Regions from separate parts of the Homo sapiens genome. Here region 2 is linked to region 1. Evidence: read pairs that join two places in POLR2A ChIA-PET (ENCODE). Cell type or tissue: MCF 10A. All regions are shown on one strand. Links, peaks and the distances in the headings refer to the core of each region. The heading gives the core; the rest is flanking DNA.

Evidence for each region. Peaks named below come from ENCODE experiments on the same cell type or tissue, not always from the same donor. Only the 100,000 strongest peaks of a DNase experiment are listed, where the experiment ranks them.
Region 2: POLR2A ChIA-PET joins it to region 1 with 5 read pairs; 3 of 35 experiments call an interaction of 5 or more read pairs at or near these places.

The regions. Positions count from the first base shown.
Region 1 is chr1:208,164,402-208,169,776 of GRCh38, reverse strand. The region is part of intron 3 of PLXNA2 (plexin A2); the gene reads left to right. Among named protein-coding and RNA genes, the nearest start is that of PLXNA2, 77 kb to the left of the region's middle. In MCF 10A, for the core only: no CTCF peak of the experiment used is centred there; a DNase peak (open chromatin) is centred at 2,816.
Region 2 is chr1:208,082,370-208,087,744 of GRCh38, reverse strand. It overlaps PLXNA2 (plexin A2), which reads left to right. Exons shown (of 32, transcript NM_025179.4): 10 at 3,165-3,365; 11 at 5,237-5,333. Among named protein-coding and RNA genes, the nearest start is that of LINC02767, 130 kb to the right of the region's middle. In MCF 10A, for the core only: no CTCF peak of the experiment used is centred there; no DNase peak of the experiment used is centred there.

The DNA of each region.
Region 1 (5,375 bases), core at 114-5,113:
CACCATAATCGGGGCTAGAATCCAGGTTCCCTGGCTTTCTCAGATTGGTTATCTTGTCTGCTGATAGAAGCCCCTTTTCTCACCTGTTGAACATGCTGTCTCTTTTCTTCTGCCCCAATCTTTCTTCCACTCCAGAATCTCTCCCTGTGGACCCCAGTGTGACTTTCCCATCCAAGTCTTCTGATTTCCTGGTGCTCCAGCCCTTTGTCCACTTGCCCACCAGGCATACCTTCTAGGACAGGGGCTCTGTTTATTCCCAAACAGGGCCACGTACACCCAAAATAGACTTTTGGGTGCAGCAGTAATTTGCCCTGGGGCTAGGTCCCAGCAACATCAAGTCTGCCATGGAAGACAGAGAAATATTCATGACGAGTTAAAGTTATGCCCACAGACAAGGCTGATGGTCCAGACTTGCTGATCATGTGTGACCCGTCCGAACTCTCCCTGTGTCTTGTCATCACTCCGTTAATCTGCACTTGTTTATCGGTTTTTGAATGTGTGTCCTGTCTGCATCTACAACGTGTGCCTGTCACCTCCTGCCTGCCCTTGACTCCCAAAGGTCAGCCTCAGAGCCTCTTTTTCCCTTGAGCTCTCTCTGGGGCACACAGAGGAGCTCAGTGCAGGGAGGAGTCTGCCTTTACCCCAGCCCAGCTGTTCCATGTTCAATAACTTGGTCTGAGAGCATCCACAGGCCAGAGTGAGGACAATCAAGACCCTCTCTAGGGAGTTCATGAAAAAGAGTGCAAGCCGGGTGGATGATCAGCTTGGCCTTATAGAAAACCATCGAAGGGCAGGGTATCTTTTGAAATGAATATGGGGGTGGAGTTGAGAGTCCGTGATCCTGGAGAAGCCTGGTATTCTGACTCCCAGAGGTCCTGCTTCTTGTGCCTGCTGAGAAGTCCTGTTTCTCTGGCCTCATGTCCTGGTTGAGATTGGGTCTCACTGGGATAGCATGACCTGGCCACAGATGGCTCATTAGAACTGTGTTGAGCCATCAGTCTCTCAGGAGCACTACCTGTCATTCTAAAAAAAAAAAAAAAAAAAAAAAAAAACCCCGCATACTCTTTGTCTTCTTTTTGTCTTTATTTTCCCTTTTAGAGACTCCCTAGTCTCTGAGGGCCTGCTGAAAGCAGCAGATAGAACATTTGAGGCAGACACCTGAGTTTATATCCCAGGCTAGCTGTATGCCTTGAGCAATGCACTTAAGCTCTCTGAGCCTATTTGTTCTTCTGCAAAGTGGGGGCAATAGACTCCCCCTCATGGCATTATTATACAAATTGAATAAGAGATGGAATATCATTCATTTATTCAGTAAATATTTCCTGAGCACCTCCTATGTGTTGGTCACCCTCCTAGATGTTAGGAATACATCAGTGAACAAAACAGATCAGCACCTGTTGCATTCTAGTGCCCTGTTTTAAATTGGAATGTGTGTATTTTAACTGAAATCTGAGGGAAGGTATTGCTACATCCTCATAGTCCATTCCTCTTCTCTGGACAGAATACCTCTACTCGCTATCCAGATGTGGCTATATATGAAGAGGGGAAAAGAGAGGGAGACAAATATGAACATTTAAGGAGAACCACTTCTCCTAAATTACACCTTTTAGTTCTCACCAATGGTGTAGGTATCGCTGTCCCTACTTTCCACATAAGTAGATGAAAGCCCTAGAAGCTTGCGGAACTTGCCCAAGGTTTCACAGCCCATGAGTAGCAAAACCAGGATTTGAACCACAGTCTTCTGACTCTAAAGACCTGCCTTTGGGTTCCATCAAGCTGCTGCATATAGCACATTCACTTTGTCACCCATCTCAGTATTAATAACTCTGGGACCCCAAGCCAGAGAGCAATTCTGTAATGGATTTGTGTTGGGTGGGGTGAGGAGTGGCAAATGGGGGGTCAGCATGCAGGTGCTTGTGTTTGTGTCTGCTGAGTCTGTGTATGTGTGTGGGGTTTCAACGACAGGGATCTCAGTAGGGAATTGGTATTTGGGCTGCTAAATAACCACAATTTGTATTAAGCAGAAACATAGTCATTATGCACCACGTGCGGGCTGCTGCTGCTCACTCCCGTTAGGGAAGAGCGCAGCTGATGGCACTTTGGCCTGTGGTCTTGTGAAAAGCTTCCACCAGGGGTCCTGAGATGGCCTTCTGGGGACAGGATATTGGGAGGAGGTGGTAGGGGAGTAAGAAGAGCAGGGCGCTAGGGCATATGGACCTCAATTTCAGGAGACGTGCTCCTTGCCTCCTACCTCTATGGGCCTCTCATCAGTAAGGCCATTCTGGTTCTCATTAACGCAAGTAAATACGCATCCCAGCACTGGGCAGGGGACACGTGTTGATATTTAATTATATAGTGTGCACTGAGCATATTATGGCTCCTCCAGGGAATGGCAGCTGCAGACAATGAGGTGCAATGGAGTACATTCAAAACTACTTAGTTAATTAATGCATTAGCGGCCCACTTTGCTGTGAGGGGGGTGTGGGAGAGAGGGCAGAGATTTTCCTGGTGTTCTTTTCTCCCTTCCTGTTCCTCTCTTCCTCTCAGCCTTTTCTTCCAGAAAATATAAAATCGCCATAGTCAGGGGAGTCCTCATTAGGAGCTGTGGTCCAAGATTTACTGAGAGAATAAGGTTAAAATTCAGCACTGAGATAAGTGAAGCTTGGAAATCATACATGGATTTCCTTTGCCTAGTTGATGCTTATCCCCAGCAACCTAGAGAGGCTGGCAGTCAGCAAACTGACATTCCAACGTAGCCCCAAGCTCTGCTCTCTATTTTGGGAACTCCCTCTCTCATTCAGTAGCCCCAGGTGCAGACTCAGGTGCGGAGTTGCAGCAACACACAGAATTCCATTGTGCTGAGAGCTTCATGGTTTGGAGTGAGGAGGAAGGAGTGCTATGCCTAAGCCAGGTGAAGTGTGAGGAACCGAAACCAGAGGTTTAGAATCCATCTATTTACAAAGAGACCCTTCCTTCTAGGTTTCTTTCAATATGTGTTTCCCCTCTCCTCCCACTCCACATGGCACCTTTAATTCTTACATCAATGCATGAAGTTCTCATTCTGTGTTCTTTGCGGTTTTCATTGTTATAAACTTTGTACATTTGTTGATTTTCCTTTCCTCACCCTGGAACCCATGGACTTTATCTCTCATTCTTTTGAACTCAGAGGCATTTTCCAAACTGCTCCATGTGCATTTGTCATTAAGCCTCTTAGTTACCTGTATTGCTCCCTCTCAAAACAAGCTGCTAAGGTCAAAGACTAGATCATACTCAGCATTCTGTGCATAGCACCATACTTTGCACAGGAGGCATTCAAGCTGTATTTGAATGCCTTCCTTATTGGATCTTCAGGAAGTACCTGCAGGTCAATGATCATGTCTTTTTGTCTTTTGGGATCCCTGCTGCCAGCTCAGTGGGCTGAGCCTGCTGAGGGTTCCAGCAATGCAGACCAGTTGGCTGCCTTAGGTCCAAGCCAGCCTAACATCTGCTCTTAGGACAGTCACCTAAGCCAGAAATCTCTCGGAGAGAAGGTGTGTTGTAGCAAATCTGTGACTGGGAATGGAACTCCCATCACTAGTTGCTGATGTTATCGAGATTTTTTTCCCTTTTTCAAAATCTCACTATTGTGGTTGATTCCTTTCTGTGTTGTGTTTAATGTGAGAAACATAATCTGCCCTTATGATTTCTTTGTAAAGGTGGGGTGGTGGGGAAGGAGGGGTTCCCTTTTCAGAGTTCTCTCTCCTTGGACAATTAGAGATGAGGCCTACGCATGGGAAGTAACTCTCAGTTCATCGGTATGGAAGAAAGAGCCCTCAGCTGTAGCAGGAAGTCAAACCTTAGTGGGGACCTTTCTGAGCAGGAGGGAGGAGTACAGTAAGCACTGAATCAGCTTGCCAATGGGAGTTGTAGAACATTTGTTCTCTCTGATCAAAAAATGAGACCCAGATGTCCTGGCCCACGTGGGAGAGGATGAAGTCACCGGAGGCTTGAGGCCGCTCTCAGTCCTGGAACTCTGTAGTTCTGAGGTGAGGCAGGGACGCCACTGCTCAAGCTGCCTTCTGGTCCTGAGGGAGTGGAGACCAGGGACCCCAAGACCAGCTTAGGGTTGGACCAGCCCCAGACCACATAGGGGTAGCTGGGCTTGCGGGGTTTTGAGACAGATGAAGTTGAAAGAGGCTATTGACGAAAGCTGCCCCGTTGTTGTTTTCCTAATGGGAGGGTTAAGGCGAACAAAATCGTGGAGAGAATGGAGGATACAGGAAGAGCCCTAGAGAGGACATCAGAAAGCCCTTACTGAAGTCCACGCTGCCACTTCCTAGATGTGTGACTTTGGGCAAGTCTCATAAACTCTCAGAGCCTTGTTTCCCCAAATATAAAACCGGGGTAGTAATCCTCACCTCACAGGCATGCTGTGAGGGTGCAATGAGGTATTCTATGTAGAAACACTCAGACACAGTACAAACATTCTCTAAACACAGGGTACTATTATTTCCTCCCCTCTGAGACTTACTTCCTTTTCCTGGGTAAGAGAACATAAGCTATAAGATGAATGAGGGCTTGGGTGCACCCACCAGAGATCTGCTGGCATGCCAAGGATGCCCAAGCTCCAGGCTGAGAAGGAGGGAGGCCAGGTGACTGCCATGGTCCTCATTTGCTACATGGCTCCCCAGGCCTTAGAAAAGAGGCAACATTAATCCCTCCATCTCCACAGGCCTTTGCCAATCATTGCGGCAAATTCAAACAGGGGGCACAAGAGAAGCGGAGGGTCCAGCAGCTTTGGTTCCGTCCCTGACTTCCCGCCTCAGAGGCCTCTCATCACTGTAATTCCCCTGGCAAGGCCCCCACCTAAGCCTCTTTGCTAACAGAGTATTTTTAACCTGCCACCTCCTTGCAGCTTTGCCGATCTGCAGACAAGGGTCCCGGCGAGATAAGAGAATCCGTTAGTGCCGCTAGAGTCAGGCAGCGCCTGCTAAGTACTTCCTCAGGAGCTCCCTCCTCTGCCCCCAGGGAGCCGCTGCCGGACTGACGCCCAGGGATCTGAAGGCGAGGAGGGCTGGGTTTGGCACCTGCATGAAGGGAGCTCCAGCTTCTTCACTCAGCCCAGCCTCTAAAACAGAGTTTGTTTTCTCTATCTTAGGTGTTTTCAAAGATGGTCCCTGCCCTGGCTTTTTAAGGAGCCAAATTATTCCACTTCTAAGGGTATCAGATACTTTCATCTTCCCTTTTCCCTCCAAATTCTGTGGGGATTTGGAAAGAAAGTATTTCTTAGAAGGTGTCTGGAACTGGCCCTCAATGGAAGACACCACCAAAAAGCAACTGGTACTAAACCTCCCTATGAGAGGGAAGGGAAGGAAGGCTCACCTCTGCTCTTACCT
Region 2 (5,375 bases), core at 88-5,087, 82 kb after region 1:
TTCACAGATCCTTCATGAATATACTCACCAGAATCATCTCATAACCCAAAAGGCCTGTATCTTCCCATTTCCCAAGATGAAGAAAGCATACCTGGGGCACCAACCGCTTCTTTCCTTTGCCTTAGAGAATAGAAGGGAAAAAATCCTATTCTGTCTGACCTGAGAGCAATTGCCAAATAAAGAAACAAAGCATAAGACATTCTTTTTCTACTAGGGCAATCTTGGGGCCTGGTTCAGCATTTGGGAAGACCCTAATTGTTACCCTTACATTTGATTCTAAAAAGTCTGAAACAGCAGACCATGGGAAATTTCCTAAAATTCTAGAATCCCTTAAAAAAAAAAAAAACTCATGTAATAGTACTCATAAAGTCTACTCATGATTCTCCAACCTCCAGGCTGGACTGGACTTAGCCCAGCCTAAAAGATGAAAGTGTGTGTGTGTGTTACATATAGATAACATATGTGTTATATATAGGTATTACACATAACATCTATATAAAAGTATACTTTTTTTGGTCCACATTAAAAGGATTCAACAATCTTTTTTTACTAACCCCAGACATCATACTTCCAAAAGCACATCTTTAAGATCCTGCTACTGAAATTTGAATTTGTTGTCTAAGCTCATTAGAGATGAAAAACAACTGCTCGTCATTTACAATTCATCAGCTGGTTCGGAGTAAGAAAATCTCTCTCTCTTTCTCTCTGTCTCTCTGTCTGTCTGTCTGTCTCTCTCTCTCTCTCTCTCTCTCTCACACACACACAGAGAGAGAGAGAGAGAGAGAGAGAGAGAGAGTGCGAGAGAGACCATTATACCCCAGCCTTATTTCTAACTTAAATTCTAACATTAGATTTGATGCAGATATTTTAGCTGCTAACAGGAAGTGTTATCTCCTTTTCTATGAGATGCCTGGGCTTCCCTAAAGTGGTGCTCATCTTTTTTTTTTTTTTTTTTGGCTATAAATATATGAAAGAGTCTGTCAAGAGTGCCTGCAGGGAATGAAAGTGAAAGTGCAGTAAAGAGCAAGTTTATGAGTTGGCAGCTTGAGTGACTGGCTCCTAAACAGGGACCCATCTGTTCTGGGGTTGCCTTGTGATTCTCTCTCGTGGATGCCGTGCCTGCCTGGAGTCCTCACATGCAGGTGGCCAGCTGACAAGGGATGACACTGGTGAGCCTGCCGGTGTGTCCAGACCCTCTTAGGTGGGTTTCTGTGCAGAATTTCCCCCAGATCCGGCTCTTCAGAAATTGTCAGTAGTAAATTATCCTTAGTAAATGTGGACATGCCACTTTAGAAATCATGTGACTCCAAAACCCATGACTATTTCCAACTCCAGCTTTTGAGAACCAAATGCCTTCTCAAGTCTCTTCAAGCCCAGAAGGCAGGCTTTACCTCATCTCTAAAGAATCTACAAAGTTGGAGCTAAAAAAAAAAAGATTTTTTCACAGGTTGCTTTATTTTATTTTCTATTTACCCTCCCACAAGCAATGACATGCTTGACATGTCCGTTACATGTCAAGCACTGGCAGAAAGACTGGGGAGATGGAGGTGAGTAAGATGCAGCCTAATCCTCAAGAAGCTCACAGCCCAGTGAGGAAAGCAAATCAAGAAATTGTAATTCTGTGTGTCAAAAGCAATCATGGGTGAATATTCATAACTCATCCTGAAGCCAGTGCAGGGGCAGGGGCAGGGACGGCCTTGCAGAGAAGAAACTGGGCTGAGTTTGAAGGCTGATTAAGAGGTAATCAATTATTAATTCTCAGAGAAGGTGATGATTTAAAAAAACCAAAAAAGTAAAAGAAGAGGTAATCAACTAAAAGAGGGGCTGAAGCAGGGCAGCAGCAGGAGGAAGACAGGCAGGAGTGTGTGTTTCTAATAGACGGAAAAGCATGTTCAAAGGGCCAGAGGCAGATCCTGTAAGGGAGAGGGCATCTCAGAGTTAACCATACATTCAGTATGGCTGGACTATTATGTGCAAGAACCACAGAGTTCAGAGGGAGGTAGGCAAGGGCCAGATGCTGAACGGCTTGCAAGTGGGGCCCAGAGAAAAGAGGCAACAGCCCGAGCCACACCATGACAAGAGGTGGCCACAGGAGATTCCCTGTGTGAGGCTGTGCCGGCATTGCACAAGGCTTCTTAATTATTGCATTTGCCATTAGGAGGACAATATTTTTGTCATTGAACATGTCCTACACCTTGTAGGAAATCCAGCAATCCTGGCCCCTGGCATCAATGCCAGTAACACCCTCTGCAGGCCCTGTAGCAGCATCAGCCCCCAGACATTCCCAGAAGTTCCCCCTAAGAACCACTGCCCAGGAGAAGGGGACAGAGAAAGGGGAGCCTCCTATGAGAATTCCCCTAGTGATTCCCTGTGGAGGTGGTTCCCACATCATCACTGCCAGGGGCTACCAGGCTCATCTGCCCGAGGAGAGAAGGAGAAAGAGGAGATTGGCACAGTGGGGTGGCCCTTTGACCTCTGGTGGAAAATCAGCATCTAGTCATGGAGCTCCATAAATCAATCTGTCTTTCTCACTGTCTCTCTCTCATGGTCCTTCCCAAAGCCCCTCCCTACCAAGACTTTCTTTTTTGGTTTTGTTTTCCAAAGCAACATGGCATTCACGCAGGGCCTGGTAATGAAATGAGATTAAAAAAAAAAAAAAACAGAGCAAGTGTTTAGAGTATTGCTGGGAGGGCTTGATCCACCTTCTGGAAAGCCTAGCTCAGTCGGGGCTGGGAAGCTGAAGCTGCTGATAACGGATGCCCCAGGCATCGGCATCAGACAATGCAAGGGGCCGAGTATCTGGAGCTGGGGAACAAGATGAAACCCAGAGGTAGGGGTGCCAGGTTGGGGACAGGGACACGTGGAGGCTCTTTTATCCAGTGTCTCAGGAGATAAAATCCACAGCTTGCCACACTGTGCTTGAAAATTAATTCCTGAATTGTAACACACACAGCAGATACAGGACAACTTGTGGGACGGGGATGACAATATCAAAGCCCAGGAGCTAAGAGCGATTCCATTTTCCCTGCCCATTCCACGGGCCTTACATGAGGTAATATCCTGCTCTTGGGCAGCTCACCTGATACAAGAGGGGCCTGCCTGTCCCAGGCACATAGGACAGCATGAACAGGGGACAGATGGAGCCTCTTCGTTTGTTCCCCCAGGACTGTCCCCAGCTGGTGCCCACAGAGGAGATCTTGATTCCAGTCGGGGAGGTAAAGCCAATCACCCTTAAGGCGCGAAATCTGCCCCAGCCGCAGTCCGGCCAGCGAGGCTATGAGTGTGTCCTCAACATACAAGGAGCCATCCACCGGGTCCCCGCTCTGCGCTTCAACAGCTCCAGCGTTCAGTGTCAGAACAGCTCGGTAAGAAAACGCAGGCTGGGCCCTGCCTGGAGCAGGGCTTCCTCTCACACTCGTGCTGGGGCCTCAGTATGGCCAGCCCTGGCTTCCGGAGCCTTCCAGGTTCACAGGCTGAGCCCACATCCCCAGGGATGCAGGAGCCAGCCAGCACCCCAGCCGCTCAGCCAGAGCAGGGCAGGTGACTGGTGCCAGAGGAGACAGTTCCGTGAGGACCCTCATGGCAGACACTGAGATCTTTGTGCCCTTTCTGAAGTTGATTTTTTAAATTTTAAATTTTTTTATTTTTAATTTTTGTGAGAACACAGTAGGTGTATGTATTTATGGGCTACATGAGATGTTTTGATACAGGCGTGCAATGTCAAATAATCACATCATGGACCTTTCTGAAGTTGAAAGAGCACCTCTTTGTCTTCAGTGAAACTTGAACCAGAGCGAGTCAACTCCACCCTACACCCCATTCCACATCCCCATTCAGGGAGTGAATAACCAGGAGGGTGCTCCACAGGCAAAAGCTGGAGAAGAGAGGGACAGGAAGTGAGATGGGAGGAGGGGAGGTGGGAGGGGAGGGGTAGGAGGAAGCAGTGAATTTCAGGAGCAGCAAGGGTTAAACCAATCCAGAATGGCAGACAGAGAGCATGAGGTGTTTAATTATAATACTAACCCCAAGAAGATCTTTTTATCTGCCAGCTCCCTGTCTCTGACTGTGGGGGGTCAGCTGGAGATGAGGGAGGGGAGGATGTGACAAAGGTGTTGAGGGAAGCTAATTCGCCTGGGAGAGATAAAGGGAATCTGGGCCTCTTATCAGGGAGCTGTCAGATTCCCAGGTCACAGGCGCTTGATAGATAGAATTTGTAATCGGTGGAAGGCCGCCAAGCGCAAGGGGAAGGCAGGATGAGAAAGAAAAGGGACACAACAAAGGGAGGCAGTGGGCAGGGGAGGGCGGGAGCAGAAGGCTGACAGTGACATGCCCTTCAGAGCTGAAGAGTGGGGGGTCGGGAAGATGCCCCGAGGTCTCCATCACAGGGTGCCAGGACTGGCCACCCAGGGGTGTTATTTCTGAAGTGTGAAGGGGCTAAATGTCTTCTGTGGGATCAGCACAAGAGAGAAAGTCATAGACTCCTGGCCACAGCTAGAGGACTTTAACGATAGGGCTGATGAGATCTGTGCCCGGAAAGCTGTGGGCTGATGAGGTCTGTGTCCGGAAAGCTGTGGGCACTTCTCCCTAGTGGACCATTGGCTAAAGTAAGGCTCGTGCGGAAATAGAGGGCCACCGCAGGGGTTGGCCAGGTGACTGCTCGATGAGACTCTCGGCCTTACAAGAGTAGTAAGAGGGCATTAGCTCTGCCTCTGGAGACACATGGACTTTTTAGGGAGACACGTGAAAAGAGGCACAGCAGATCCTGGAAAGTGCCAGTGCAAGACAGAAAGTGGCAACACCAGGGGATGGACAGTTTGAGGCAGATCTGCAGGGTTGTGGGAGAGGACTCCTGGGGAAAGTAGAGCTGAGCTGGGCTAGAAGAATACGGGTGGGTTAAAAGGATGGAGGTTGTAGGGAGACGGTTGCATTCCTTATGAGATAGGAACTCAACAAAGACAGAGAGGGGCTTAAGAAGATGTGTTTGGAGAAAGGTAGATTCAAAGCTTTCCACGGGAGAGCAGTGGAGGAGAAAGCTGGAGGAGTCAGTTTGCATCCGATTATGCAGGGCACTGAATGCCAAGCTAGGAGGCTTGGGTGGGATTCTCTTGGCATTAGTGACTGGGATTCAGGGAAAGAGCGTCATAATAATCTGAGCAGCATGCAGGGTTTGTCTGCATCCCTGACCCCTGTGATAGAGAGCCACATGAGCCCCATGCCTCTGCCCGTCTCCCTATAGTACCAGTATGATGGCATGGACATCAGCAATCTGGCCGTGGATTTCGCTGTGGTGTGGAACGGCAATTTCATCATTGACAACCCTCAGGACCTGAAAGGTAAGCGGCTACTTCCGGGTAGAAGTTTGATCTTTTCACGAC